Linked DNA regions of Mus musculus: regions 2, 3, 4, 5 and 6 are each linked to region 1. A link is a loop called in an ENCODE intact Hi-C map of the cell type or tissue named here. Cell type or tissue: heart. All regions are shown on one strand. Each heading gives the region's core, and the rest is flanking DNA. Links, peaks and the distances in the headings are about the cores only. Region 1 has its middle 65 kb from the start of Gm30936. Region 2 has its middle 25 kb from the start of Tln2. Region 3 overlaps Tln2 (talin 2). Region 4 overlaps Tln2 (talin 2). Region 5 overlaps Tln2 (talin 2). Region 6 overlaps Tln2 (talin 2).

What was found. A loop is a pair of places that touch in the nucleus more often than their neighbours do. Peaks named below come from ENCODE experiments on the same cell type or tissue, not always from the same donor. Only the 100,000 strongest peaks of a DNase experiment are listed, where the experiment ranks them.
Region 2: it touches region 1 in a loop (2.5-fold over the local background); 6 of 42 quality-filtered maps call a loop at or near these places.
Region 3: a loop joins it to region 1, with 2.7 times the contacts of the local background. A loop is called at or near these places in 2 of 42 quality-filtered maps.
Region 4: it touches region 1 in a loop (1.9-fold over the local background); 2 of 42 quality-filtered maps call a loop at or near these places.
Region 5: a loop joins it to region 1, with 2.4 times the contacts of the local background. A loop is called at or near these places in 2 of 42 quality-filtered maps.
Region 6: it touches region 1 in a loop (3-fold over the local background); 5 of 42 quality-filtered maps call a loop at or near these places.

What each region holds. Positions count from the first base shown.
Region 1 is chr9:67,627,196-67,632,030 of GRCm38, reverse strand. It overlaps a transcript of Tln2 not described here. Among named protein-coding and RNA genes, the nearest start is that of Gm30936, 65 kb to the left of the region's middle. In heart, for the core only: a CTCF peak has its summit at 2,537; no DNase peak of the experiment used is centred there; H3K4me3 peaks cover 875 bases; H3K27ac peaks cover 270 bases; H3K27me3 peaks cover 1,666 bases.
Region 2 is chr9:67,582,159-67,586,993 of GRCm38, reverse strand. It overlaps a transcript of Tln2 not described here. Among named protein-coding and RNA genes, the nearest start is that of Tln2, 25 kb to the right of the region's middle. In heart, for the core only: no CTCF peak of the experiment used is centred there; DNase peaks (open chromatin) are centred at 343 and 1,913; H3K27ac peaks cover 1,616 bases.
Region 3 is chr9:67,514,960-67,519,794 of GRCm38, reverse strand. All of the region lies in intron 1 of Tln2 (talin 2), which reads left to right. Among named protein-coding and RNA genes, the nearest start is that of Tln2, 42 kb to the left of the region's middle. In heart, for the core only: no CTCF peak of the experiment used is centred there; no DNase peak of the experiment used is centred there.
Region 4 is chr9:67,347,000-67,351,834 of GRCm38, reverse strand. Tln2 (talin 2) reads left to right here. Exons shown (of 58, transcript NM_001081242.2): 19 at 3,546-3,713. Among named protein-coding and RNA genes, the nearest start is that of Mir190a, 110 kb to the right of the region's middle. In heart, for the core only: a CTCF peak has its summit at 2,693 (motif pointing left); no DNase peak of the experiment used is centred there.
Region 5 is chr9:67,547,549-67,552,383 of GRCm38, reverse strand. The region is part of intron 1 of Tln2 (talin 2); the gene reads left to right. Among named protein-coding and RNA genes, the nearest start is that of Tln2, 9.7 kb to the left of the region's middle. In heart, for the core only: no CTCF peak of the experiment used is centred there; DNase peaks (open chromatin) are centred at 2,373 and 2,863; H3K27ac peaks cover 1,071 bases.
Region 6 is chr9:67,426,819-67,431,653 of GRCm38, reverse strand. The region is part of intron 2 of Tln2 (talin 2); the gene reads left to right. Among named protein-coding and RNA genes, the nearest start is that of Tln2, 130 kb to the left of the region's middle. In heart, for the core only: no CTCF peak of the experiment used is centred there; a DNase peak (open chromatin) is centred at 2,773; H3K4me3 peaks cover 1,704 bases; H3K27ac peaks cover 2,384 bases.

The DNA.
Region 1 (4,835 bases), core at 603-4,602:
CAGGAATGTGTTAGCTTTTCTCCTTGGTGTCTTAATCAAACAGCTTCACAGTAGAGAGGTCCTGTCAGCACTTGGGGTCTTCATCATTGGAAGAGATTTCGGGAAGGACCAAAGACACCTAATGGGGGAGGTGTCTGGGGAGAGGAGAGACTTTTGTGAAGGAGATGTAGCCCCTGACGTCAGCAGTTGCCCATATGCTTCATTAAGTGCCACAGTGTGAAAGTTACCCTTTCAATGGTTGTACCTTCCTTGTTCCTCTCTGTGGGGATCTTGTGCAGAAAGTGAGAAGGAAGGGTGGCTATGGCCATTGGCTGTGAGAAGGCCAGTACACGTGTGCATGCAGGAATGCTTTTCTTCCTTTTAATTTGAACCCTAGAAGAGTGGAAAAGTCCCAGATAACAGTTGACCAAAATTAGAATAGCCAATGTTGGTGAGAATTAGCTGATGAACCCTCCCTCCCCACTCCCTCTTTAAATCACATTGACTTTTCTGGGCTTAGCTCAGAGGTGGCACACTGAATCCCAGAAACGGAGAGTTCTTAGCCACTGTCTACCCCGTACCTTTGTACACCTTTTCATTTATGTAGGAAGTTCTAAGGGATCCTGCGGGTCTCTCTCAGTTTTGGCTTTGTGTTTCAGACTTTGTATCTCCAAGGGAGAAGTAAAAAATTCCAAACTCCATCCCCACGAGTAGTTTATTCAGTACATTGTAGGCTACATGCACGTTTAAAATCCACCTTGCCCAGGTTTGTTTGCCAACATTGTTCCCTAGAGGGCATTTTAAATTTATTTATTTTTATGTGCATGTGCCTGCCACCTGTGTGCAGAGGCCAGAAGAGGGGGTTGGATCCCATGGTAACTGGAGTTGTAGGTGGTTGTGAACCACAACGTGGATGCTGGCAACCAAATCCATATCCTCTGCAAAAGCTGTAAGTGCCTTTACCCAAGGAGCTGGTCTGGATGTGTGCTGCATATATATTTTGCACAGCTTTTAGATGTGATGCAATGAAAGTTAACTTAAAGGAGCTTTTAAAAAGTTTTTAAAAATCATATTATGGATTTCTGAGTTCGAGGCCAGCCTGGTCTACAAAGTGAGTTTCAGGACAGCCAGGGCTATACAGAGAAACCCTGTCTCGAAAAAACAAAAAAACAAAAAAAAAAAATCATATTCATCTGTCTGTCTGCCTGCCTGCCTGCCTGCCTGCCTGCCTGCCTGTCTGTCTATCTATCTATCTATTTGTGTGTATGTACGAGCGCAGGTGGGTCGGGAAAAGCCATAGGCACCTTATTTAGAGGTCAGAGGAGTCAGGTTTTCCACTATGTGGCTCCCTGGGATTGAATTCAGGTCATTAGGCTTTGTGGCCAGTGCCCTTTACCAACCATCTGTGTCATCTCGTCAACTCCAGAGATGCTTTATTTCAGGCCTTCTAATATTTAATCTCAATGGTACTACCTTAATACTTAGTGAATTCTGTGTGCCTCTTTCACCAGATATTATTAACCAGGTTTTACTCTCTCTTGCCTGGTTCTTACTGTCGTAGCTTCATAGCTTGATCAAAGTGCCTGATTTTTTTTCCCCCTTAGTAAAATTTTGTAACTTCAAAAGGGCTAGAAAAGTGCCTTTGTGAGTTGGAAAGTTGCCTATCAGTTTACCAGGCCATGTGACAGGTGGTGTGTGCTTGCTGCATTCCCAGGCTCTTAGGATGGTGTCTGGGACTTGTGATCTGTGACATTCTTGCTCCAGAATTTTTGAGTCCGACTATTTTCTTGGGGATTTGGGTTGGTGTTTGACTAGCAGGAAGTACTAAAACCGGTTAAATCATTCAAAAACAATTTTTATTAGGTACAAAAAAATGTTTAAAGGCAAGAAGAAAAACATAACAAGGAGGCTGGCATTCTAGAATTATAGTTTAACAAACCCAACTGGTGCCTTTTTAATTACAGTATTTACCCCATCTAGAACTTTGTAATCCTATTGCTTTTATATTTAATAACAAGACTAGCTAAAACATAAGCCAAACACAACTATTACAAATAATGGGGATAAGTGGTGGGTTTAACCAGATGTTCTCCCTGAAGTTGAACTCTCCCAAACGCCTCTGCTGCTCCCCTTCCCAATAAACAGGCAGCACTCACAAGGTAAGGCAGTCGAGGGTAAAGCAGAAGTGAAAGGCACTGGGAGCCTCTGACTTCCTGGCACTTGCCATCTCCTGAAGATGGACAAGCTGAATACAAGAGTCACATGGTCCTTAGAACCTTTCTTCACGGGTTGCCCTGAGCTATGAATTAAGACCAGGCTCTTTTGCAGCCCATTTCACAGTGCATTTTCAAAGTCAGCGTCAGCGTCAGCCCTCTACATTTTGTTTCGCTCTTAACCAACAGTTCCAACTGACACTGTTCCAAAGCCTCGAGCAGCTTGCAAGCGTTCGCGTTGTCTTTTGACTCTTCCACGGTAGACTTTAACTAATGGAATCTTCTGTGTCTTCCATTCATTTGTCCTGCAGAAGCTCTTGGGGGCTTATCTTGCTGCTCTGATAAGTAACCCTGCCCTCACCCCACACGTTTCATCCCTAGAGGGCAGTGCTCTTGTTTTTGTGTTTATCTAGTAGATAAGGTGTGTGAGTGTGGAGGGGGGGTGGGGTAGTGGGGGGAGGGGAAGTGTGATTGACCCGGTTTTGGAACCCAGACCTACCAAAGGATGCACAAAGGGAGTACTGGCAACTCCCACAACAGAAGCAGAAGGTGGGCAGGAGAGGTGTGGCTCAAAGGTTAAGAGCACTGGCTGCTCTTGCTGAGGCTCTGCTCCTAGCACCCATGTGGCAGCTCATAACTATCTGTAATTCTGTTTCTGGTAGATATGACTCCATTCTTCTGGCCATTGCAGGTACCAGATATGCACACATACACATGCTGGCAAAAAAAAAAAAAAAAAAAAAAAAAAAACAAACAAACAAATCAAATCAAACCAAAGCCAAAACTCATATACATATATGAAAAATAAATCAAGTACAGAGCCTTACTTTATTATTTATTATTTATTTATTTAGAAGACTCCCATTCCTGTCCTCCATCCTCTGTACCCAGTTTTGATTCCTGAACATCCTCAACCTCCATGACCCTTGCCCTTGCTCTCATTTTGCTGAGTACCCAGCCCTTGATTAGACCCGCCCTCTGCTTTGCTTTCACTGTTCTACCCCCCCCCCCACCCCCCACAGTAATGAGCCTGGGTGGCGAAGCCACTGGGCCATCTGCACTGCTGTGCTCTTGATGTATGACTGAATCCCAGCGGGCCTCCTGACGCCGCAGACCCACTGTGCTTTAGTGTGAGGTTGCTGTCAGCCGGTGACTTGGTTTCCCTGATTCCTGCACTGAAGCAGTTGACTGACTACTGAGGAGTCCACGTCCTCCCTGGAGTTCATGCTCTCTGCACTTCTGCAGCTGTCCCTTCCCCTCCACATCATCAGAGTCCCTCGCTGATGGATTATCTTCACAGGAGATGCTCTGACATCTTCATCTTAGGCAAAAAAGGCATCCCTTGACTTTGTGTCTTAGCCATTCATCTCCCATTTCTTTGCTTTCCCTTCTTAGCAGACACTAGGAGAAAAACTACTTTTATTTTATGTTCTGTGTATGAGTGTTTTATCTACATGTATGTCTGAGCACTATTTGTGTGCCTTGTGCCTTCAGAGGCCAGAAGGGGAACTGGAGTTATATAGGTGGTTGTGATCTACCAAGTGGGTACTGGAAACTGAACCTGGGTCCTCTGTAAGAGCAAAATGTGCTTGCTCTTAAGCCATCTCTCCAGCCCTTCAGCAAAGCATTTTTTTTTGAAAGAGTTGTCATGTTCTGTTTTATTTTTATTTATTTATTTGTTTGTTTATTTATTATCTCCTCTGCACTCACATATTTTTATTTTTTAAATAGGAACTCACTATATATTCCTTGGCTGGCCTCAAATTTGCTGTATAAACCAGGCTGGCTTTGAACTTAGAGAGACTTACCTACCTCTGTCTCCTAAGTGCTGGGATCAAAGGCATGAGCCTCCCCACTCATTTTGTTCTCCCAGTGTACTCTGGCTTCGCCCTACCCCTTGTGGTCAAACTCTTCTCAAGGGAACTGAGAGAGCTCAGGGGCTTTTGTAGAGGAAGCAAACTTGGTTCTTAGCACCTACAGCTTACCACCTGTAACTCAGTTTCAGGTCGTCCGTTAATGTCTTCTGGACACCATGAGAACCTGTACTCAAGGTGCACAAACCACACACACATGCACAATTAAAAAACAAACAAACAAATCTTTAAAACAAAAACTCCAAAGAAACCTTTTTGTTGCTGTTATTGTTTGAGATGTGGTTTCTCTGTGTAGCTCTAGCTGTCCTGGAACTTGCTCTATAGACCAGGCTGTGCTCGAACGCAAAGAGATCCACCTGCCTCTGCCTCTGCCTCTGGCTCTGGAGTCAAAGGTGTGTGCCACCACATGGGGCTCAAAGAAACATTTCCTAAGGTATCAGCAGCATTTGAAGAGTGAGTCCAGGGGTGCTCTCTCAGTATCTGCAGCCTCTCTACGTAATTTAGTCAGCTGATTGCCTCCTGTCTGGAACATTCTCTACACCAACTGAATCTGCCCCTGGCTGCTCTGACTCCAGCATTCTTGTTTGATTTATTCTTTCTGGCTTCTGGAAGCCGGAAATGTGGTTTCACAAAATACTTCTTTTTGGAGTCTGCAGTAATCTCAGATCCTGAGGGTCACAGTGGTATCCTTTCTTATGCCTTAGGCTTTTTTCTTTTCTTGAATCCATGTCACTTTGACATTGCATGAGATCTTACCTGGTCTTTGGCA
Region 2 (4,835 bases), core at 247-4,246, 45 kb after region 1:
GTTAAGTGTATGCTTGCCGGGTCTATGTATGGGCCTATGTATGTGTGAATACAGGTGTCCTTGAAAGAGGCTAGTGGTTGTGGATCCCTTGGAACTGGGGTTACAGGCTGTGGCGAGCCACTCAGTGTGGGTACTGGGAACTGAACAATCTTAGTCTTCTATAAGAGCAGCAAGTGTTCTTTACTGCTGAGGCCCCTCCTGAGTCCCTGTGTTGAAATTTTGCCAACTATGTTAAGTAGAGAAGAGTAGACCTTGCCTGTTGTAGAGGCAACCCTCCTGCCCCCCTTTCCTGTCTTCTTATCTAGAGGGGCAGGGCCAGAGTGCAGTTAATCTGTGTAGAATGAGCTGACAGCTGGGAGCTCCCAGCTTGTTCCAGCTGTTCCCAGGCATCAGGGTTTTTCTCTGCTGAGATGGTGTCCAGAGGTTGTCATAGAACTCAGGATGCCCAGCTAAACTTACATAAACTGATAAACAGTGAACTATCTTTGAATTATAAATATGTTCCAAATGTTGAGTGGGTCCTACTTACTGAGTGATTTATGAAATTCAAATCTAACTAGCTATATTGTACCTTCACTAACCAGACCTACATGGATCACTGGTGAATGCCAGGTATCAGTAAAAAGTTCAACGTTAGCTGGATGGACCTTGGAAGAGAATGGGTTTGATGGCAGATAGGGAGAGAGGTAACCTGATACTGTCAACTTATTATTTTTGTGGGGAAAAATATTGAAAACATAGATCCTAAATATGGGTTGGAAAATAACTGCAAAAACATCTGTTGCTCATGTCTTCAGATGTTTAAGTAGCTGCTAGTCAGATGGTAAGGGCATGATTGGAATCTGGAGAGTAACCGTTGAGACTACAGACTTCTTGGGTCTCAGAACATTGTATGGTACAGGGGTATGAGAGTAGCAATAGAAATAGAAATAGATGAGCTGGAGAGATGGCTCAGCGGTTAAGAACACTGACTACTCTTGCAGAGGTCCTGAGTTCAATTCCCAGTAACCACATGGTGGCTCACAACCATCTATAATGGGATCCGATGTCCTCTTCTGGTGTGTCTGAAGACAGCTACAGTGTACTCATATACATATATAAATAAATAAATAAATAAATAAATCAATCAATCAATCTTAAATAAAAAATAAAAAGAAACAGAAGTAGAAGCAGTTTATGTAGAGAAAGAAACACGGCTCTGCTGAGGCTGGAAGTGGGCTAGGGACCTGGGAAGACAGCCACTCAAAAGCACATGACATATGAGTTCTGGTCCTTTGTAGATCCTTTATGTAGTGCCCACCTCCTTCTGCAATAGCCTTCTTGCACACGCAGTTTGCCATGTGTATCCCAGCAGGGATGGGCTCTTGGTTTCTCTCTGCCGTTGTCCTTTCATAGGTTAATGTTGATGCTTCTTTTTTTTTACACTCACACCTGCCCTCTGTGACACAGTGATCTGAATATGGCACATGTGGAAGTCAGAGCTCTAGCACAGGGCCCTGTATTTCTGTGTAAGTGCCTTGGTACCTGACTGAGGCAGAGACCCAGGGAGGGAGGTTTGGATGGGCACACTGCTGTGGGTCTTTTTCTGTTGACCAAGAGTGCCAGCAGCTCGGCCGTGGCTTTATGGAATATGAATAATTGAAGCTTGATTCAAGTGCCCCGCCTCCTTGGTTAACAATAACTGTCCTGTCATTTGTTTTATTTATTTATTTTCTTATGATGATGTCTTTAGTCAGACTCCTATGTGAGAACTCACAGATGTCTATGTTGAGCGAGGCCGGCCAGGCTTGAGTCATCCCGTTTCCCGTGGCTTCCATGGGACTGTGTTCCTCTGACGCACTCACTCGCCTTTGGTTCAGGGCGCGAGGCTAATGTTCAGGCTTGGTTCTTTCTGCTGAGTGTTTTGGAAGCTAGAGAATGATATCCTGAGGGTTCTGCCAAGTCTGAGCACTCTCTTGGGAGGACGGTGGAAATCATCAGCTGTTGGATGCTTTTCTTCCCAGGCTGGGCCTGGCCTACAAGTCCTGACCCCCATGGCAGCTGGTGGGAGATATGAGTGGGTGTCTTGCCCAAAGGGCCTCCGTGGGTCAGAGCAGAGGGCTCCATGCCAAGTTCCCCCCAGAACAGAGACACATTACACTTTCTGTTAGGGTTTTGAAGACCTAACAATTTGTGGCTTGGTTTGGCCTTTTCTTTCCCCCAAGGGACTGTACAATTTAATGACTCAACTCTCATATACTCTGGATGTTCCCTTTCTACTGATGTTGGTTTATAGAGAAGTCCCAGCAAATGTTTGTACAAAAGGGGGAAAGAAGGGACACTTGGGACTCTTGAGAGTGGGCTTCAACTGCTGTCCCTATGTGTGGGCTGCTATACATTACTGCCCAGTGACTCTGGTGTCTAGGTTCACTGAGGGGTTAGCAGGCTGGGCTTGAATGAGGGATATCTGGGTGGCTGGTTCTTCATGACTGTGAGTCTGTAGACGGGTGCTCCGAAGGAAAATTTCATGACTCTGGGTGGGAATACTTACCTGAGGTAGATAAATAGGTGTGAGGTTTCTGGTGCATACCCCCTCCCACCACCACTTTCTTCTCAGCTTCCCTCTGACTTCACCTTGCTATTAGGAGTAGGAGAAACCACTGGCAAGGTGGAGGGTTCAACATTGAAGGTTTGGCTCAGTCCCTGGAAACTGGCTTCTCTCAGTCTGAGGACTGACTCAGAACAGCCTAGGAAGGCCCACATTCCCTGGGATTGAGGGGACATTCTTCCCAAGGCTCTGCCGTCTATGGCTGGCCATGTGAAACTAGCACTTTTCTTTCTGTCTAGGTCTATACACCAGGATGTGTACGTCCATTTAGTTGTGAAGGGCTGATGGCAAAGACCTGTTGAGATAATTGGTGTAGTGGTGTGTGTAAGTATGTTTATGTGAAGTTATATCTGTTATGAAGTACAAGGAGTTTGAGTAAAGGAAGGAGGAAAAGAACTTTACATTTTTATTTTTATTATTACTGTCATGTGTGTGTGGGTGGTGTGGGAGGGTGCAGGCCACAGTGCCTGTGTAGAGGTCAGAAGACAGCTCTGTGGAGTCGATCTCTCCTTTACATAGGTTCTGGGGGTTGACCTCAGGTTGTCAAGTTTGTGTGGCAGGTGCCTTGACCCACTGAGCTGTCTTGTCAACTCTCTTAAAGAAAAAAACCTTTTTAATTGAAATAGTAATGTTTGGGGAGCACTCTTTCTGGGGAGCACTCTTTCTGGGGAGTACTCTTTCTGGGGAGCACTCTTTCTGGGGAGTACTCTTTCTGGGGAGCACTTTCTGGGGAGCTCTCTTTCTGGAGTTACTGCTTTATTCACAGGATCAGAATCAGGAAGTGTGGGCTGGGAAGCCCTTACTGTGTGTGCCACTGCAGGCTGGGATTGACTGGGAGAGGAGAGACTACACCTTATGAGACAGTAGGTGTGTCCCCATATGAGCCAGCATGATGAAGACCTTGGAAAGCGGTTCATGGAGGTGCAGGTCCCACCAGGGACCTGAAGATATCAGATAGCCAATAGGAGAGGGGAGAGCCCAGAGGCATAAAGATGCAAAGATAGGAAGGTTCTTTGAGGTCAGACAGGCAGAGGTAGTTACAGATGTGCCTGCAGCTGTATAGGAGTGATTGATTCCTATTTTTATTTGCACCCCCAGTGTTGGTGGTGAGGTATCCCTGGATAAATTTAGAGTGGCCTGTACCTCTGGTCCCTACTCTGGTTCCTGCATGGCTATTGTACTAGAGCAACATTCTGAAAGGCTTCCAGCAGCCCATGGATGGCCACACTTCCCTTGGGTTCATAGGTGGCATTTGAGGGTCACTGGTTAACACCCCCATCGGACTGCTCTCTGTTATCTCTGGCTGCTGTGTGCTGGCCTTCCTCCTGGGCCTCTTCTCATAACTGCGTTTCCTAGCGCCCATCTGCAGAGTCCACCCCCTCTTCTATCTCACCTTTACTTTCTGGGTGAAGGGGTCTAGCTGGCTTTGTTCCTCCATATTAGGGAAGCAAACCCTTACCCACTGAAACCCACAGACCTCAAGTTCCATAAATATTCCATAAATACTGTATTCAGAATCTCTTGGGCACAGCCACCGGGAGATGCAGTAGCCCAGGTTTGTTTCTGTGGCTCCTCCCCTCGAAGCCCTAAATTAGTTGTAGTCCTCTCAAAAGGCCCAAACTCCTTTTGTCCTTTGTGTCTTTGTGGGAGTATACTTCTGTGCCACATAGGAGGAGGCCAGAGGATGATCTCAGGTCTTGTGTCTCAGATGTCATCCACCTGTCTTGTAGGGGAGACAGGGCCTCTCAATGGCCTTTGCCATTGAGCCCCAAGGATCTGTCTGTCTGTCTTCTCCTCTCCAGCACTTGAATTACATGTTTATGTTCCTGTGTCAGCTTTAAAAACCAACTCAAAACAAGCCAAGACCATTCAGATTTTATCTGGGCATGGAGAGACATGTGTTTAATCCCAGCTCTTAGGAAGTAGAGGCAGGTGGATTGTTAAGAGTACAGGGGCCAGTTATGTCAACATGTTGAGTTCCAGACCAGCCTTGACTACATAGTGAGACCCTTAACAAGCAAGCAAGCAAATGAATGAACAAACCAATGGAGTGTGGGTTTCACTCTCAGGTCTGGTGCTTGCAAGGCAAACACTTTACCACATGAGTTGCCTCCCCAGTCTCTATCCTTTCCGTCATCTCAGTGTCTTCTGCCCCACGACTTCCTACTTGCTAGCAATGTGGATCAGTAGAGCTATGGCAGGGTGTGGCCCCAGGGGATTTATGTGTTCTCTGGGTCGGCATCTTGTG
Region 3 (4,835 bases), core at 399-4,398, 110 kb after region 1:
GAACTGTGTTTGTTACATCTCTTTCTTGGAGACACCGCACCCCACCCCCACCCCTGGCTTTTCCTTCCCCAGCGTGAGACTCCTGTGGAAGTTCTCATGTCTTAGGGCTTATTGTTTCAATAGTCTGATAGACTATTACAGCACACAAATGCCTCTTTAGCATATTTTCATTTCTGCCAGGCCTGTTATAAATACGCAAGATGCTATTATTATTGTATAATTCATGGACACCAATGAGAGGAGAAATGAGAGGAGAAATGCTAGTTTAGAATCTTTGAGGAGTGAGACAAAGGGACAGATCTGTGTAAGAGCAACACATATGAAATTGAACTACTCTTAAGCTCCATTCCTAATCTATCAAGAGAAGGTGCCAAACAATGGAAGATCTAAGGCCAGTTTAATGCTAAGAGTTTATTTCTATTTATGATTTTGGGGGTGGGGGGGCAATCTTCTATGCAACAGATACCTGGCCCAAGTTTTATATATATACATAGGTGTACCTGGATCCTCTGCAAGAGTAGCTGGTGCTCTTAACTACCAATCTGTTTCTCTAGCTCCTCCCTAGTATAATTTTAAGCTCCTTTAAGGTAATTTTACTTTAGCTGTTTCTAACCATCCACTCAGTGTTATTTTAGGAAGTTCTAATTGTATTGTTTGTGAAGCTAGTTTATGTTCACTGCTGTAAAGGCATCCATTGTGTATACATTATATCTGATGATACACTCAGTGGAAACGTGTGCCTTGCATATACGAATACATTTATTATGACACAAGTGTCTTAAAATCATCAGGAAACTCCCTCCACTGTAGCAGTGAAATATAATTCTTATGTTGGAGTCTGCATGTCTATTTGGCGTTCCAGCTAAGGACTGTCTTGCTTTCTGGCTCATCTGGGCAGGAGTCAAAGCTTTTCTTTCTTCTTGTCTCTGAAGCATAGTTACCACGTATCTCATTGTTTGTCAGGTTTTATAAACTCTGTGACATGCACGTGTGCATGAGGTGTGCACGCTAGAAGATTCAGTGCAATGCTATTTATATAAAACGTGCGTAACCTTGGTGGTCTGCAGGCTGCCAAGGACTTTGTGAGCAGGGCGGAAGAGGACTCAAGCATGCTGCATTTGGGATTGTCATTTATTTTGTGTTTTACCTGCATTGTGTATATGGACGGATTTTTGTTTTATTATTTGTTTTCAAACATGTTTTCACGTCAGACTTGTGTGAATAAGAATTTGTAGTGAGTAGGTTATGAATTCTAAAATAATTTCACGGAATGCTTGGCATTGCTATGTCAAGCACCTGTAACTGTGCATGTGTTGCCTGCGTGCATGTGTGTGTGTGTGTGTGTGTGTGTGTGTATGCGTGCGTGTGTGTGTGTGTGTGTGTGTGTGTGTGTGTGTGTGTACCATGTTGGATGCCATGCCCCTTCCATACATGCCTTCATATTTCCTTTTAAAACAAGATCCCTGTGGAAAGGCTGAGAAGATAGCTTGACTGGCAATGTGCTTGCCATGCAAGGATGTGGATCTTTGTTTGATGCCCAGAGCTGACGTAAGAAGCTGAGTGCCATGACACATGCTTATAATCTCACCTCTGAGAGGCAGAGAGACAAAGCCCGAGAGAGACCTCTGTCTTCCACACTCCTGGCACACACACACACACACGTGCACACACACACACACACACACACACACACACACAGATCCTGGGCAGAGAGGGAGAGCCCTAGGGTGACGTGGTCCTGATTTTAAGGAGAAATTCTCAAATGCAGCTCATTTGAGAGTGACACCTCAGGTGATCTGATACAACTATCTCCTTTTGAAGATGAAGATGTGAATTTCAAGGTTATGGAAACTTGTCTGAGTGGAGTCTCTTCCTGCCTTTGTGTTTCAGCCTGTGTGAAATCCTTTCTTGATTGAGGATTGGGCAACACCCGGTTTTATTGGCAGGGCTGTCGCCCCCAGAGCGCTCTGCCCTCCACTCTGCAGAAGGCTTGGGTCCCTCCTTTCTGTTTTATGTGGATTTTTGGAGTTTTGTGTTGTTCTACATGAAGAATTCTGAACTTCACAGGAGATTTGTTTCGACTACAAATAAGACAAAAAATGTCTGGCAGACAAGGGAAGGAATTTACTCATTATCTCAGGCCCTTTGATTTTTGTCTTTGGGCACACGTTTGCTTCTGTACAGCTGCACAGCTGAGAGTCTCATCACATGGCTTTTCTTCCATGGCTGAAGCCCTGGTGTGTCTCTGCTTTAGGCATTGCTAGCCTTGGCCCATGCAGCTTAATTGGACAAAAGTTCTGGGAGGCTGGAGATAGGTCAAAGCCATACCCATGTGCCGGATGCCATGCAGGCTCCATGGCACCTGTGTCTCCCATCCCATTTTAATGGCAGAAAGACTTTATTTTTGTTTTGAAACAGTTTCCTTTAAGAGTTCATACAGGTTTTCTGTGCAATTACATTTCAAGCATATACATGATAGAGACTTGTGTTTTAATAAACTTTATCCCAAGCTTTAATGCAGAGTTGCAGGTTGAGTTTGAAGGGGGAAAGGGGCCATCCATGTAGCAGTATTTCTGTAAGTTTGATGTTAGTGTGATGATGTAGATTGGAAAACATTGCTGAGAGCCCCCTATTCCTTCTTGGTGAGGACACCTTCTCATTTTCTTCATTGAAGATGGGTGAATACAATTAATGAGTGCATACATTTCTTTTTACTTTTACGGTACAGATATATTTACTCTGTGTGTGTGTGTGAGTGTGTGTATGTGTGTGCACTCACTCATGTATTTATTTCCATGTGATACATGCCCTTGCCAAATCATGCATGGAGAAATGTGTAGCAAGTTCCTGTGAACTGGAACACTCATTTTTTGTCGGAAAAATCATGAAGATTCAGAAAGTAGCTGGATACGGTAATTTGCTCACTTTTAATCTCAGTATATGGGAGGCAGATGCAGGGGGATATCGGGAAGTTTCTGGTCAGCTTAGTTTACATGGTAAAGTACAAGCTAGCCAATAGGGTGAAAGCCTTTCTTCAAAACAAACCAAAACAACAAGCTCATTTAGTAAACAACTCACAAGTTTCAGGAAGTTCTTGAAGCTGACAAAGTCCTTCTTCTTTAAGGTTATATAGGCAGTAAATAAGAACTTCTGACGACAGAGGAACTCTGGCCTACTGAGCTGTTTGTAAGTCATGCTGAGTTCTCCATGGTTCCATATTTCACGAGTTATGTGGGGAGGGGGTGTTTGAAGATGCAGCTCCCTTTCAGTCATTCACGGACCTCACTCATACTCTTGTAAGTGACCTTAGTGAACTCACTGGTTCATTAGTTTTGTCTTTGATGGTGTCCTTACTTTGGTCTCTCATCAGTTCCCTATCCAGAGTGAACAGACATTTGTTTAGATCTCCTTGGAAATAGTTCACACAACAGGAGGTCAGAAGACAACTTCTAGAAGTCCGTTCTCTCCGTCTATCATGTGGATTCTAAGGATTGAAGTCAGGCTTTGTGGCAGGTGCCTTTACCAGCTGAGTTTGTACAGTTTCATGTGATGGTACAGTCTGAAGCCTGTCCGTTGAAAGCCCATCTTGCACCTCTGTAGCAGCCCTTCTCTCTCTGTCCCCTTTGAAGAAGCTGTCAATGTGGGAGCTTGAACACAGGGCTTCATTGTACCACCAGGTTACACTCTGAGCCCCATTTCATCTGTCAGTCTGTCTGTCTGTCCGTCTTTGGCTCACTCTTCTTCCTTTAGCCTGTCCTCTCTCCCTCCCATTCCCTCTTTTTATCAGATTATTCTGAACCACTGTTAATAGAAAATTGTAGGAAAGGTGGAAGTCTTTGCAATAAAATTGTAGGTTTCATGTCTTTACTCAAAAAAAAAAAAAAAAGACTGAGTTAAATAAGCAAAGCTATTTCTGCCTTTAAAAAAGGAAAGACTTGTTTGGGTCTTTGGTTCTTAATTTCCTTTTTCTTTTGTTATACATTTGAAAAAAGGTAAGGGGGGGAAGAGTACTGTTTTCTTAAGTATTTTATCATTTTTAAATGACATGTATTTGTGTGTGCACACAGAGGTACATATACATACATAGTGTGTGTGTGTGTGTGTGTGTGTGTGTGTGTTTGTGTGTGTGCTCGCCCATGAGTTCGCTGTCCTTGGAGGCCAGAAGAGGGCAGTTTTGAGCCACTTTTTGTTGGTACTGTGACCATGATTATGTGCTGAGTGTGGTTTCTTCGTTTATGTGCTGAGTGTGGTGGTTTGAATTAGGAATGTCTCCCACACAGGTTCAGATCTTTGGACACTTGGTTGTCATTTGGCAGTGCAGTTAGGGCAGGTTTAGGAGGTACAGCTTTGCTGAGGGAAGTGTGTCATTAGGGGAGGGCTGTTAGAGATTAGAGCCTTGTCCCCTTCAATCTCGCTCTCTGCTTCATGCTGTGGTTCGAGCTCTCAGCCTGCTCCTGCTCTCATACCTGGCTGCTGCCATACCTTCCTACCAAGATGGACTCTCATCCCTCTGGAACCATCAACAAACTCTTCCTTCTGCAAGTCGCTTTGTGTCATGGTTTTTGTCACAGCAACAGGAAAGTAACTGATGCACCAGGCGAAGCAGTCTATCACTGGGCCTTTTTTAAACTTTTATTTTAATTTAGCATCTCACTAGATTGTTCACATTGGCCTTGAAACCACTCCGCAGTCTAGGCAGACCTTTTCTTGTGATTCTTCTGCTTTGTCCTCCCCTAATGCTAGGATTGTAGGGCTGTTCTCCTCGGCCCAACTTGCCTCCTCCTTTTTAAATGCATTGACTGACTTGCTCTGAAACCCGAGGATTCTATGTATGA
Region 4 (4,835 bases), core at 317-4,316, 280 kb after region 1:
GTGTCACACAGACTAAACCATGATTGTACGTGTGAAAGAGAAATGTACACTTTCGTCCATAGAGGTATCTATGTCTCCTTTCTGTCTCTGTACTTGTGGTTCTAAGACCACATTACCCATTCATGACCTGAGGTTCAGGTCACATGTTCATGCATGGTATAGGCTGGGTGCCAGTCATAGCTTCCTGGAAGTCATTTCTATACCAGGATTTCCCTTCACTATGTAGAATTCACTGCAGACCATATAACACACCCCACTGACCCCTGCTTTTGTCCCATCCCGAGTCCTTTCCAGATCTCCATGCTATCATTGTGCTGACCTTGCATTTTATATCGTACAGCCAATTCGCCTAGGCAGATAAGTCTTAGGGATTTTGTCTCTATTAGATTTCGCTGCTGTTGGTAGGCTTTAGTATCTTTAAGTACTTGATTGACTTTGCTCAGAAGTATTGCTTTGTGGGGGCTGGGGGCTGGGAAGACAGTTCAGTCAGTGATGAACTTGCCACCAGAGCACGAAGACCTGAGTTGGATCTCCAGTGTTTATGTTTACAGCTGTGCATAAATAGCTGTGCAACCATAGTTGTAGTATGGTATTTGTAAAGTCAGGGCTGGGAAGACAGAGACAGGGGCATCCCCTGGGACTCACAGCCCAGCCGAGTTGGCAAACATCTGGTCAGTGAACGAATCTGTCTCAAAACAAAAAAAAATCAAGGTGGACAGCTTCTGAGGAATGGCACCTGAGCTCGCTCATGGGCTCCATATTCAAGTGCACACCCAAAAAGCACCCAAAGTGCACCCACATGGAGAATGATGGAGCGATGCTCTGGATTCCCAGGAGGCGTGTGACTTGCCCTGGCAGTTTCCTGAAGCTCTGCTTCCTGCCTCTTCCTCTGATGGATTGTTACCACTGTGGTCAGGTGCAGGCCCTGCCTCCTGTTTGCTTCTCTATGGCCATGCTAGGAGGCAGGTACAGAGACAAGGTGGGATGTTCCAGAAGGTGGGGTATGTAGAGGGGACGGTGGGGTAGGACAGTCCTTCCCAGCCTCCCTCCTGCAGCCGTGGCGCCACCTGGCACGACGGGATTTCCGCTCTGTTTTCCTGGGTCTTGAGTCCCATGGCGAAGCTTCTCTTGGGTTCTCAATGTACTGCGTGTTCCCAGAGCTGACAAGGATTTATTTCACACAGGCTCCATAATAGTGGGCTTATTGAGAGGCTTGACAAAGACTGGCCAGCCAGCAGCTATAACTGCAGTATCCCGTTCTTTTCCTGACTGTATTTGGACAAAATTAATAAAAAGAGAATTTCTTTCAGTGACTCGAACAAAGTCCTTTGTGACCATTGGGGTTGTGGGTGACCCAGTCTTGGTCCCTGTGTGAAGGAATGTCCTGGTCAGCTTCAGAAAGTTATGTTTAAAAATCTTGTTAGTAATTTGTGACATCCAAGTTGCTTTTAACCTGAATTCAGAGGCAAATGTCCAAGATGTGTGGGGGCGGTAAGGGGCAGCATGCTGGGAACGACTAGCAGGCATGCATGCAGCAGTCAAGCGCCCCTTGACTTCTGAAGGCTTCGCGTTGTTTCACAGCCTTTTCTTGGACACTCAAGTACTGTCCTAGACCCATGAAAGGCCGCAGTAAATGGTCACTTTGGTTGTGTATCTGTAGCTCTGTGTGTGTTTGTGGTGTGTGTGTGTGTGTGTGTGTGTCCATGCCGACCACTTCACCACTGCATGCATGTGGAGAGACAACTTGGGGAGTCCATTCTCTTCTCTAACCATGAGGGCTCCAGGAAACAAGCTGTAGTCATGACACCTAACGGTCAGTGTCTTTTCCCCAAGCAGCCATCTCCCCAGCCCCCAAAACAGCTTCTTTAGCTTATTTGCCACTTTTTAGACCTGCCTGCATCAAACGTATTCTTCACTCCTGCAAACTACACAGGCTGGACACGCTTTCCAATATATTTTCTCATAGCATCTCTCATTGTAAAGAGCTGATGGGTAGCCTTGATGTTTAGAACCAAGCCTGCTTTTTTATATTATCTGATGAATAACCGAAGACTTCTGACCACATTTCCTCTGGAGAAAAGTCTTGACATGCTTGCTCAAAGTAACAATGGCTTGGATGTCAGGGAAGGCATGTCTAAGTCAAATAAGGTGCTCCCGGTATTTGCAGTGCTGAAGTAAATTGAAGTGTAAAAGTGGTTCTTCTTCAGGTCAAACAGATGGGTGACAGATCTGGTGGTCCAGACCAAAGGACTGTCCCTCCTGCAGGGAGAACACCTCTCATAAGCTGAACTTTAAACTCTCGAAGTCCTAGCAGCTGTAGTTAGACATGGTTTTTGTGTTGATACAGGGTTTCATGTCATCTAAGCTGTCCTATCCTGTCCCACCTCCCAAGTGCTGGGATTACTGGCAGGCATCACCATAACTAGTTCATAGGCATGGTACCCAGGGCTTCATTCATACCTGCTGGGCAAGCACCAACTGAGGCATATCCCTGCTCCTCAGCATCTCGCCGTAGTAAATGTATGAAGGTTCTCTGCTACTTTGCATAATCCAATCCCTATGCAGAAGGTTCTGTATGCTAAGGATATGTTCAGAGTAGTCTTAGACTTTCCCGCTGTGGGAACTGATGCCAGGAATTTGTGTGTGTCCTACGTTGCCCTCTGGAGGCAGAGGGACCGCTGACTTTTGGATCATAACTTGGATGCTCGTACAAGCTAGGCATCCAAAAGATTGATTCTCAATTTATTCTCGGGTATGATGATTCAGAGGCCATGATTTAATGCCTACATATTGCAGTACTGGTGGCATCTGAGTGTCTCTTCAGCTTCTCCTGATGTCACACATCCATCAAACATACAAGAGTCGAGGATCAGTGTGAGAACATGAATGTGAATGACCAGTTACACCCTTCCTGTTTCCTCCGTTTCATTTTTTTTTTATTTTGGTGCTTTCTTTGTGTGTGGTATTTGGAGGATCTATATGTGTGCTTATATGTGTCTGCATGTGTTTGTTTGGTAGGCATGCACATAAGCGTGCACGTGTGCACCAGAGTTCAATATCAAATGTCTCTGTCACTTTGCATCACACTTTTGGAGACAGCATCTGTCTCCAGATCAGAAGCCAGGCTGGATGACCACTGAGCTCTAATGACCTCCCTGTCTCTGGCCTGACATGTGCAATTTGCCAGTGGTTTTTGGGGGTTTTGTTGTTGTTGTTTTGTTTTGTTTTTTAATGTGCTGGGGATCCAGCCTCAGGTCCTGCTGTTTGCTCTTTATTGACTGGGCCATCTCCCCAGCCCTGACCTGTTTTATGTTGAAACCTGTGTTACTCAGTGTCTTCAGGGACACATTTTGTTATCAAGATACAATTTCCTTCCCTCAGTTTCTTGCAAGGATAGATCATCCATTCAAAAAATAAAGGGGAAAAAAATCAAGGTAAATGAAGGTAAAAAACCAAATGGAATTTTAATAGGAACGTTGGGTGCACTTCACACAGTTTCAGCGTTCAAAGGGTGATCATAAATAACTTCGGTTCCTTTCTCTTAGGATGTTTTAATGAGTCTAGCTAAGGCTGTTGCCAATGCTGCTGCCATGTTAGTACTGAAGGCGAAGAATGTGGCCCAGGTGGCTGAAGACACCGTCCTACAGAACAGGGTGATCGCCGCAGCCACCCAGTGTGCCCTCTCTACCTCGCAGCTTGTGGCGTGTGCTAAGGTAAGCCAGCTGGCATGCCACCCTCCCTACAGTGCCATACCCTGTCACCTGCCACCAGTCGTCAAGGAGCCTGAGCTCTACAGCTTGCTTCAGGTGTCTTCTTTTGGGAAACAGGAGTAGAAATTTTTGTTTTGGTTGATTGGTTGCTTGGTTGGGTTTTGGGACTTTCATTGTTGTTATTTATTTATTTATTTATTTATTTATCTATCTATTTATTGCAAGGGGGTGGAGGTGGAGACAAGGTCTTACTATGTATCTTGGTTCTCCTGGAACTATTGAGAGGCTAGGCTGGCCTTGAGCTCAGAGAAATCTGTCTGTTTTTCTCTCCCAAGTACTCTAATCAGCCATGACAGGACCTTAGTAGAAGCTCTCTAATTCTGCTCTTATTGTTGGCTCATCTATTGTTAGATGCAAATTGCTGTGCCTCCCTTTGGGCCTCTCAATGCAACATATTTCCAGTGCTTGAAAGAGTCTTTGCACGCCTTTAATCCCAGCCCAGCATTCTGAAGGCAGAGGCAAGCAGATCTCTGAGTTTGAAGCCAGCCTGGTCTGCTAATCAAGTTCCAGGATAGCTAGAACTACACAGAGAAACTCTGTCTTAGGGGGATGGGGGAAGCAAAAAGCAAAAAAGAAGAGGCTTTGCAATTCATGGCACAGGGTTGTAAGGGGCTCATACTGAACCCACAGCTTCTCAGGGAGGCCCATTCATCTTGTGAATGGCTCCAGGGTGTGTTCATTGTGTCAGAATCACCTGGTTGGGGCTTCCCAGCAGTCCTGCACACTGCACGCCATCAGCCTTCATTTACTGAGGAGAAAGCTGAGGTGACTCAGTGTTAATGAGCTGCTTTCAGCCATGGAAATAAAGCAGCGGAATTTGGTTCTGACATAGACCTGTCTGATCCCAAGCGCCCTTCTACGCCATCATGCGTGTGTGCTTCTCTGAGGATGGGGGGCTTCTGCTCCTGGGCTTCCATCTCCAGCTTTGTAGATCAGTGGTTGAAGGACTGGCATTCCCCTCCACCACACACCCCAAACTGCTCCCCAAACTCCCCTGATAGGATTTGGAGCATCCAGAGGCATCCTTAGCCATCCTCCTACTGGTCCTCGAGTCCACAGGTAACT
Region 5 (4,835 bases), core at 424-4,423, 79 kb after region 1:
GCATTCCAGCTGCATGTGCAGTGCTGTGTGAACACCCACCCTAGTCACTGCATTCCAGCTGCATGTGTAGTGCTGTGTGAGCACCATAGCCACTGCATTCCAGCTGCATGTGCAGTGCTGTGTGAATACCCACCCTAGTCACTGCATTCCAGCTGCATGTGCAGTGCTGTGTGAACACCCACCCTAGCCACTGCATTCCAGCTGCATGTGCAGTGCTGTGTGAATACCCACCTTAGTCACTGCATTCCAGCTGCATGTGCAGTGCTGTGTGAACACCCGCCATAGTCACTGCATTCCAGCTGCATGTGTAGTGCTGTGTGAGCACTATAGTCACTGCATTCCAGCTGCATGTGCAGTGCTGTGTGAGCACCATAATTGCTGCATTCCAGCAGCTTGTACAGTGCTGTATGAACACCCGCCATAGCCACTGCATTCCAGCTGCATGTGTAGTGCTGTGTGAGCACCATAGTCACTGCATTCCAGCTGCATGTGCAGTGCTGTGTGAACACAATACTTTGCTGGCTTTGTTTCTTGTCTGCACAAGGCCAGATGCTCACTTTTCCTGCTCATTCACAAACCCTACAGCAGACCCAGGGTTGTTCATAAAAAAGGTGCAGTGCAGTCACACAGGTACTATGACTAAGTACCCAAATGCTCTTCATTCCAGCTAGTCTGGGTATTCTGATCTGTTCGATTATTTTGTCAGGAATGATATGTCCAGTGTGATGTGTAGTCAGAATTCTGTCATGTGGGAGCCTGAGATGCAAGTTTCTCTCCATTTACAACCCAATAAATCAAAAACAAAGAAACAAACAGACTCAGGAAATGAATAAGTTGGACAACCTTGTCCTTCCTTACAGAAATTTCATGCCCAGTTATGAATGTTCTTAACTCTGTTTGCTTTATGTGAGGAGTAAAAATACTCTTTAGCTGACATCAAGACTAAATTATGTAATGCCTTCATGAGCCTTTGAGTCTGAGAAAGGGCCTTTATAAATAATGTTACTCTTTGTGATAAAGTTGGAATCTATTAAATAGGTTATATAGTAAGACCCTGATTCCATTCTACTATAACTCTACCAGAGTGTGGTATAAGACATACTGTTTTTATACCAGTAAATGTGTTCCCAGTCACCCAGTCTCACATTCCTGATTAACTTTGTTTGTTTTGAAACAGGGTCTTTCCTTGTTGTCTTGGAACTCTATGTAGACTGGGCTAGCCTTGATCCTCCTGCCTCTGCCTCCCAAATGCTGGAATCAAAGGCTTGTGCCACTACACTGGCTGGACCTTGTGGTTATAGTTTTAACCTTCTCTAACTCCTTCTTTCTTTTGTTTAGTACTGCAACTAACTTCTTTAAAATGATGCTTTTTAAAGCCTGAGATGGTTACGTCTGTAGAATTTCATTCAGGGTCAGAAGAATAGTTTTTAAAATTTCCTGTTAAAAATATAAAGTGTTCCAAGATACGGTGGTACATGCCTTTCATTCTAACACTCAAGAGGTAGAGGCAGGTGGATCTCTGTGAGTTCAAAGCCAGATGGGTGAGTTCCAGGCCAACCAGGGCTACATAGTAAGACACTCCAAAACCAAACCCCAACAAAATATAAAATGTACATCTTTAACCAGGAGGACTTTCAGTAGCATAGAAGATTACTAATATTAAAACCATCTAAGCCGGGCATGGTGGTGCACGCCTTTAATCACAGCACTTGGGAGGCAGAGGCAGGAGGATTTCTGAGTTTGAGGCCAGCCTGGTCTACCGAGTGAGTTCCAGGGCAGTCAGGGCTACACAGAGAAACCCTGTCTCGAAAAAACCAAAAGGAAAAAAAAAAAAGTTATTTTCAAAACGAAATGTGAAAAGTCTAAAATTGTTAGCAGTTTTGGTGTGTGTGTGTGTGTGTGTGTGTGTGTGTGTGTGTGTGTGTGTGTGCGCGCGCGCGCGCCCACGCATTTTAATTGCATATGTGTATGCATGCCCTTCCTAAAAAGTTATCTAGCCAGAAACCTGGGGCCAAGAAGCTTTTTGTGGTCTTGTGGTTCAGCCTCCTAGACTTGCCCAGCCCTTTCCTGCAAGCTCTGCTCCCCTGAGGTTTGGTGGTCTTTGCTTCTGAGAGATGCTTGCATACTAACTAGGCTCAGACCTGGGAGGGGAAGTAAGTTGAGTGTGAAGCTTCTCCTGTCCTTACCCACAGAGGCCTGGCCTTCTCTCTGTGTGGCCCAGTTTTCCTCCCTCCATTCTGCCTTGGGGAGACACTCCTGCAAATGCTTGCTGTGCCCTTGCTGGTCTCTAACATTTGCTGGAAGCACATTTCTCCAAGGCATTGTCAGACTGCATTGCTCCTCCGCAGGCCTCTGTGACAGATCCCATATTTAACAGGAATGATGACACTCCAGGGGATGAGCCTCCTTGGCCTGACTAACCCCCAGCAGGCTGCTTCCTGCCTTGTTCCCTGTGCTCTCTCTGGTCCATCCTTGTTATCAATATCCTTAGAATAGACCAGAACTATTCCTAGCTCAAGTTCTGGCTTATTCATGCCATTTTCTTTAAAAGTGGTGCTACCTTCTCTGGATTGCTCTCCTGGGGGACTCTGCTGTGGGCCTGTGGGCCTGGGCTTTAAAGTGAATGGAAAGCTGGGCTGTCAGAAATAATGGTTTCTCTTTTCTTCTAGGGTTGCCTTGACCTCCCTCTGTAGGAGCTGTTTCTTGCCAGATGTTAGTAGAACAAAGAAGTGGGCGTTCCAAATAGGCTCCGCCCTAACAAGCCCTGTTGACAAAAGCCTCCAGGCTTTGGCAAGGTCTTATTTGTGCTACAGCATAGTAGTCAGGACAGAAGCTGTCCCACCCAGATGTTGTGTTCCATGGAACTATTTCTGTGATAAAAATACCCTCCCTTCTCCGAGCAGAAGCAATGACTTCAGTATCTCCTGCTGAGTAGCCGAGCAAGCCCAGCACCCCTGAGCTGCATTTGGCACTGTGTCCTTTGGCCAGCTGTGTGGCTCCCAAGAGACAAGTGTAGTTGTATGGAGAAGATGTGAGGGAGAGAATGACCTGGGGGAGGGAGGGAGGACGTGATCTTTAAGCAGCTGCTGAACTCTGAGCTAGCTTGAGCCTAATAACAGTGAGCCCCAGGTCCCCTGACCTCAAGCGCTATCACTTAGGGGCCATTTACTTTATTTAAACATAAGTCTTATTTTTTTTTATTTTGTGAATGTTCACACGCATACCTCACGGTTCATTGTAGAGGTCAGAGGATAACTTTCCTCTGTTCCCTTGTTGGATCCAGAAATCAAACTCAGGTTGGCTGGCCTGCCCCGCATGTTCTTTCACACACTGAGCCATCGCACCAGCACCGCTAGCTTATTTTTTTTGAGATGGGGGTCACTTCTCTGGGACCTGGGGCTCAGTGTTATTAGGTTATTCTAGTTGGCCAGCAGGCCTCAGGATCCTCTTGTCTATGTCACCATGCTTGGCCTTTACTTGGCCTTGAGGTCCTCTTGTGTGCACAGCAAGACTTTTACCAAATGAGCCGTCTCCCCACACCACACTTCATTTTTATTTCTAAAAAGAAAGATCTCAGGGTTCTAGAAGCAAAACATGTAAAACAGGGGAAACAAGCAAACCCAGCCCACACAGAGCACATTCATCTCGGGAGCTAATTTTCTGTACAGAGCTTGGGGTCCAGGAGTCTCATCTTTTTCTAGTGGTGTCTCATGGAGGGATGCTATGATCAACAGGTGAGGTCCAGGCTCCATTATCCCATCTATCAGGATGAAACCTTAAATCCCTCGATGGGAGCGTGCTAAGCAGCTCCCCATTACTGTAACAAAATACCCCTGGAAGTTAACTCCTCAGGAGGCAGCTTCATTATGTTTCCTTGTTTCCTGGTTTTAAATCCCTGGTTGCTTGGCTCTGTTGACTGTGGGTCTTTGATGGCATAGTACATTGTGGTTGGAGCATTGTTGCAGCTGGGAAGCAAAAGGACACAGAGACAGAGTTCAGGTCCCAACATTCTCTTCAAGGATACTCTTCCAGTGACCCCAGTTCCTTCCACTAGGCTCTACACTTTAGTTCTGCCACCTCCTTGTGCTACAGACTGTGTCTTAATTTGGGTTTTACTGTTGTGAAGAGACACCATGACCAAGGAAACTCTTATATAAAAAAGAACAGTAAATTGGGGCTGGCTCACAGGTTCAAAGGTTCAGTACATTATCATAAAAGCATGGCGTCGTCCAGGCACATGTGGGGCTGGAGGAGCTGAGATTTCTACATCTTCATCTAAAGGCAGACAGGAAAAATTGGCTTCCAGGCAGCTAGGATGAGGGTCTTAAAGCCCATTCTTTAAGTGACACACCTATTCCAAGGCCACACCCACTCCAACAAGGCCACACCTCCTAATAGTGCTTCTCCCTGGGCCAAGTATATACAAACTACTGTAGACTGGGAACCGAGCCTCCAATACAGGGGCCTGTTAAGGGGCATGCTTACAAAACACAGACACCTCTGTTTCCTCTCTGCTGTGACAGATGACTGTAAACTATAGTACCAATATAGCATCTTCTAGTCCTGCAGACATCTGATATGCATCTCTCTGGGCTAGAATTAGAGTATTGGTGGGGGGTCGGTCCTGTTTCTTCCAGAGATGCCAGGAGAGAATGGAGCCATTTGTCGTCTTTAGTTTCTAGAGCCACCCATGTCCCCAGCACCCCTTCCTCTGTCTTCACATCTCCTTGTGCCATCTCTTCTGCTCAATCACATTTCCCCTTGTGCATGGGAAAGGCCTTTGTCATGCCCTGTGCATATGGATTTAGGATGCCCTCACCCTTTCAGGGTCCTTA
Region 6 (4,835 bases), core at 597-4,596, 200 kb after region 1:
AACTTTTGCTGAGTTTTCACACCAACAACAATTTTAAAAATTATCCATAATCTTGGTCCATTCCATATTTAGATGTAAGATTACTTAAGGAGTATAACTGTTTGTGGCCCAGTAGGCCTATTATTAAGTATTGGGCAAAGACCACTCACCCAAGGGTGCCTTTTAATTTGCCAAGGTAGTAAAGAATAGGTTGAGTAATGAGATTATCTACAGAATATATACATGGCAAGAAACTGAAACAAAGCACATTATAAGTCTTTTATAGAGCCAGAATCTAAAGAAAATATGCCTTTATTGACATGTTTTGATAGACTGGCTATTTGCTTAATCAAGTCGAGAATCACTTGGGAGACAGGCCTCTGGCCACCTTTATCGGGAAGTTATCTTAATTGCATTAATTAACATGGGAAGGCCTGTCCACTGTGGGTGGCACCATTCCCTTGTTGGGATCCTAGACTATATAAATAGAGAAAGGGAATATGCATTCACCACTTTCTGCTTCCTTGTTGTTGATGCCATGTAAGCAGATGCTTCAAGCTCCTGGCTCCTGTTGCCTTGATTTCCCTGGGATGATAGGTTGTACCTTGAACTCTGAGCCAGAATAAACCATTTTTCTTTGAAGCTGTTTTTGCCAGTGTTTTAGAAGTGGAGACAGATGAGCTTTCTTTTCATCCATGTGTATATCTGCATGCGTGCAGAAAGTAATTTAGACTTTTTAGTATCTTGGGCAGGAACAAAACAGTGGTAAACATCCTGGAACACAAGCATCCATCCTTATCTCTAAATATAGAATAAGACCTGTCTTGAAATAACCAGTCAAGAATGAAACCACATTTACAACTCTTAAAGAATATGGTCATATTGACTGCCAAAAAGCTCATGCTTGCTCAAGAGGGAGGGAGGTATTCATTACCCTGTCTTTCTTGTCAGTGTGGTAGTGTTCAGACCCCTACTGTCTGCATGGAAAATGTCTTCTCGAGTTTACATTTGGAAGATCTGACTGAAGTTGACCTTTGGTCTGTTTATTTTATTTTTTTTAACATTTCCACCGATACTATTAAAGTTTTTTTTGGATTCCTTGTTTTATATTAGGGTATTTGTCATAGTTTCTTGCGGAGTTCTTCCTTTTCTTCTTGACTTCATCTTTCTGATAGTAACCTTGAGCCAGAGTCTATAAAAATGTTTCTAGAGTCCATTGCTTATCTTCTGTCTTCATTTGCATTGGTTTTACCTTAGGTAAATTTTAAAGAAATGTATTTATTATAGTCATTGTTTGTGTCTGAATGTTATGTATACATGCACTTGACATAGGGTGCATGGTGGGGGGCAGGCTTGTGGAGCTGGCTCCTTCCTTTCTTTTTTAGTGGGTTTGGGGATCAAACTGAAGTTTATATGTTTGTCATTAATGCCTTTAATCCCCGAGCCATCTTAAAGGCCATTTCCACTTTTGTGTTGCAGTGTCTCTGACTTCCCTTCTTGCGCTTTGTGGTTGTTGTTTTGTGACAGGGGTTCACTGTCTATCTCTTATTAACCTGGAACTCAATCTGTAGACCAGGCTGGCCTTGAACTCACAGAGATCTCCCTGCCCCTGCCTCTGCCTTTGCTTCCTGAGTGCTGGGATCGAAGACATCACCACTGTGCCTGTCTTCTGCATTGTTTTTATTTACAAAGTTCTTCTTCAGAATGGCTCATCACATATCCACACCTATGAATATTAGTCCTCCTCCAGGCGCTGTGCCTTCCCTAGATAAATGTGCCCCTGGCAAGTAAGAACTTGGGTTTCTTCTAACTTTATAAGTGGCTTTTACTATGTGACAATCAATTTTACACCTCTACAATGCCTTTATTCTTCATCGTATTCTTTTCTGTTGCACATATTTCCTGATGGTCTATGACTCATTCCTGCAGCACTGCACGCTTATCCCTGGCTTTCCTTGCTGATGGGTAACTCCCTGGGGATCGTGGATGGAGCTTCTGTTAGCTCATGTGGACATTTGTTTTGTTGCTGTTCTTGTTGTTGTTGGTTCTTAACATCATGGTATTTACCCGCTCCTAAAAATCCTTTTGCTTTTTTAAAAATCTAGTCTGAGATTTTGTTGTTGTTGTTGTCTTCTCCTTTTCTTAGAAAGCACTTAATAAACGTCACTTTAAAAAAAAATCGGCACAGGCCTGGAGAGATGGCTTAGCAGTTAAGAATGCTTGCTGCATAATCATGAGGGCTGGATTCCATCACTCAACACTAATAAGCTGTAGGGTGCACATCTGTACCTCTTCCCCTTCCAAAGCAGCCAGAAATAGCCGGACGCGCTGGTTTCCAGCCGAGCTGAGATTTAGGAGGAGACCCTGCCTCTGAATGAGCGGGTATAAGGCAGTAGAAGGAGGACCTGCCACATGAATTCAAATCCACCCATTCGTGTACATACACCAACCATCTGTTCACACACATAGCTAAATTAACAAATAAATGATTTAGATTTAAAATAATAATGATGGAGGAAAAAAAAAAGCCAGCACAGCCTCCTGAATTCAGCCTGTGGCTAGTGCGATCTGTGCCATCTAGACCAGCTCTGCAGAGCAGTAGGTGTTTCCTGAATGCAGGTGTCTTCCCATGCGATTTTCCTCACTGCTCTGAAAAGGATGATCTGACCACCCCAGACGCCACGCCTCTAAAAAGTCACCGTCAGGGCTGAGACTGAGTGTGGGGCTCCAATGCTCAGACAACTTGGACTGCCCATTGAAAATCCCGTGCACAGCATTATCAGGCCTGGGTCAGCTGCTTTATTTTTAGCCCAGTGCTTTATGCATTTTGAGACAATCATAAAGCAGCTGCAGTGTCTGAGCCGGAGGCTTAAGTTAGCTGAGCCAACTGGGTGCCAACACCATTGGATGTGGGTGAGTTCAAAGTTCTAGTAGCGGGTGACCAGGGCTGAACCCGGAACCCTGTCTTGGGTTCTTCCTCTCGGTGATCTTCTTCTGGGCTTTTTGGTCTGGCTAGGAAATGTTGGTGGCTTCCCTTCCTGATCTGGTATGCTATGACACACACTTGCCATTGAGAAGGACCGTAGGGTTATGAAGAACTATGCTCAGACTTGAAGAAAGGAGGCTTGAGTGTAGCAGAAGCAGGGCGGCGTGCCTCTGCTTTCCCATGCCATGCTCTGGCAAGCGTGCCCTGTGCTGACCATCGAACCCATCAGAGGCTGTCTCACATGGCTGCATCCCAGCTTCAACCCTGGGACTCCCCAGTCAGAAGCTTCTGTAGCTTGTGCTAATCCTTTTACAGTGTCTGCTGTGGCGAGTGGTTCTCCAGGGGTGTTGCCACTCTCAAGGTTTTTTGTTTGCTTGGTTGGTTTTTGTTTGTTTCTTTTTTGAACTCATACATTTAGTTGCTTATATGAGAGAGGTGTTGGAGAAACTGACACAAAGGAACCACTTAGTGTTGAGAAGCAACATTCTCCATAGCATGGAAAGTGTGAGACCAAGAGCAGAGTTCTCTGTATTCAGGCAGAGTTCTTTCTGAGAAATAACTGTGGTAGCGGCCCAGTGTCTTTGCAGTCATCCTTTAGGAGAGTATAAGATAGACTTTTGGCCCGTTGAGTCAGCCAGGTCCAATCAGAGACTGAAAAACACTTTACAGTATTATATTGAATTTGCAACTTAGTCTGGATTTTTCTCTCATCTTCCTTCATCTCACTTTATTTGGATGGTTTGGTGTATATTGTGTGTGCTATTATTGTTATTATTATGTGTGTCTTTGGGGGAGGGGGTGATAGTACACCTGTATGACCAAATGCATGTGTATACATATGTGTGGAGGGCAGAGATCAGTATTGGGATTTGTTCTTCAGGAGCCAGGCGCCTCATCTTTTGAGACAACGACTACTACTACTACTTCTTTCTTCTTTCTTCTTTCTTCTTCTTTCTTCTTTCTTCTTTCTTCTTTCTTCTTTCTTTCTTCTTCCTCTTTCTTCTTTCTTTCTTTCTTTCTTTCTTTCTTTCTTTCTTTCTCCTCCTCCTCCTCCTCCTCCTCCCCCTCCTCCTCCTCCTTCTTCTTTCTTCTTTCTTCTTTCTTCTTTCTTCTTTCTTCTTTCTTCTTCTTCTTGTTTCTGGGACTCACTGAGTAGTCTAGTCTGGCTGACCATTCATCCCCAGGAATCTGCATATTCCCCACCTCCCCAGCTCTGGGATACAAGCACACACCATGATGTGCTCCTTTTGTTTGTGTGGCAAGCACTTCATCAACTAAGCTGTCACCCATCCATCTTCTAAGTTCTAACAGAAACATGTCCAAATTCGCTGAGTGTTTCCTAGCATAAACTTTAAGATGTTATGTTTATTCCACCCCCTTCCCATTCTGTACCTTTCCCACAGCCTTTCTAGCTAGCAAAGGCTGCCCACAGATTCATATACCTGTTATAGGCAAAAAACTGTGCAACTCCTAAAGGACCCTTCATGGAAACTCCTGGTCAAAGGGCCAGGCTATGGAGGCTGTGAGCTGGGTGTTTGGTGAAAGGCGCTCACATATACTGAAGAAGTGTTGAAGGAGGGGCTGAGTTTGTATGGAAACCCTGGGTGCTGACTCTGTGTTATTTGCTCTGACTCAGGCGTAGAGTGGCCTGCATCTATCTCCCTCCATCTCTGGAGGAACTGCAGAGGGGAACCAGCCACGTGAGGCAAGTCTCCCATGAGTTCCTTCTTGCAAATGCTTTTTGATTCTCTGATGATGCCCAGAAAATATGTAGATGTTAAAGGTTTTTTTCTGAAAGTTCCTGCTGTTTTTAGAGTGGAACATTGGGCTGAAGGTGTAGAAAAACCTTTCCTGGCTTTGTATGTACGGA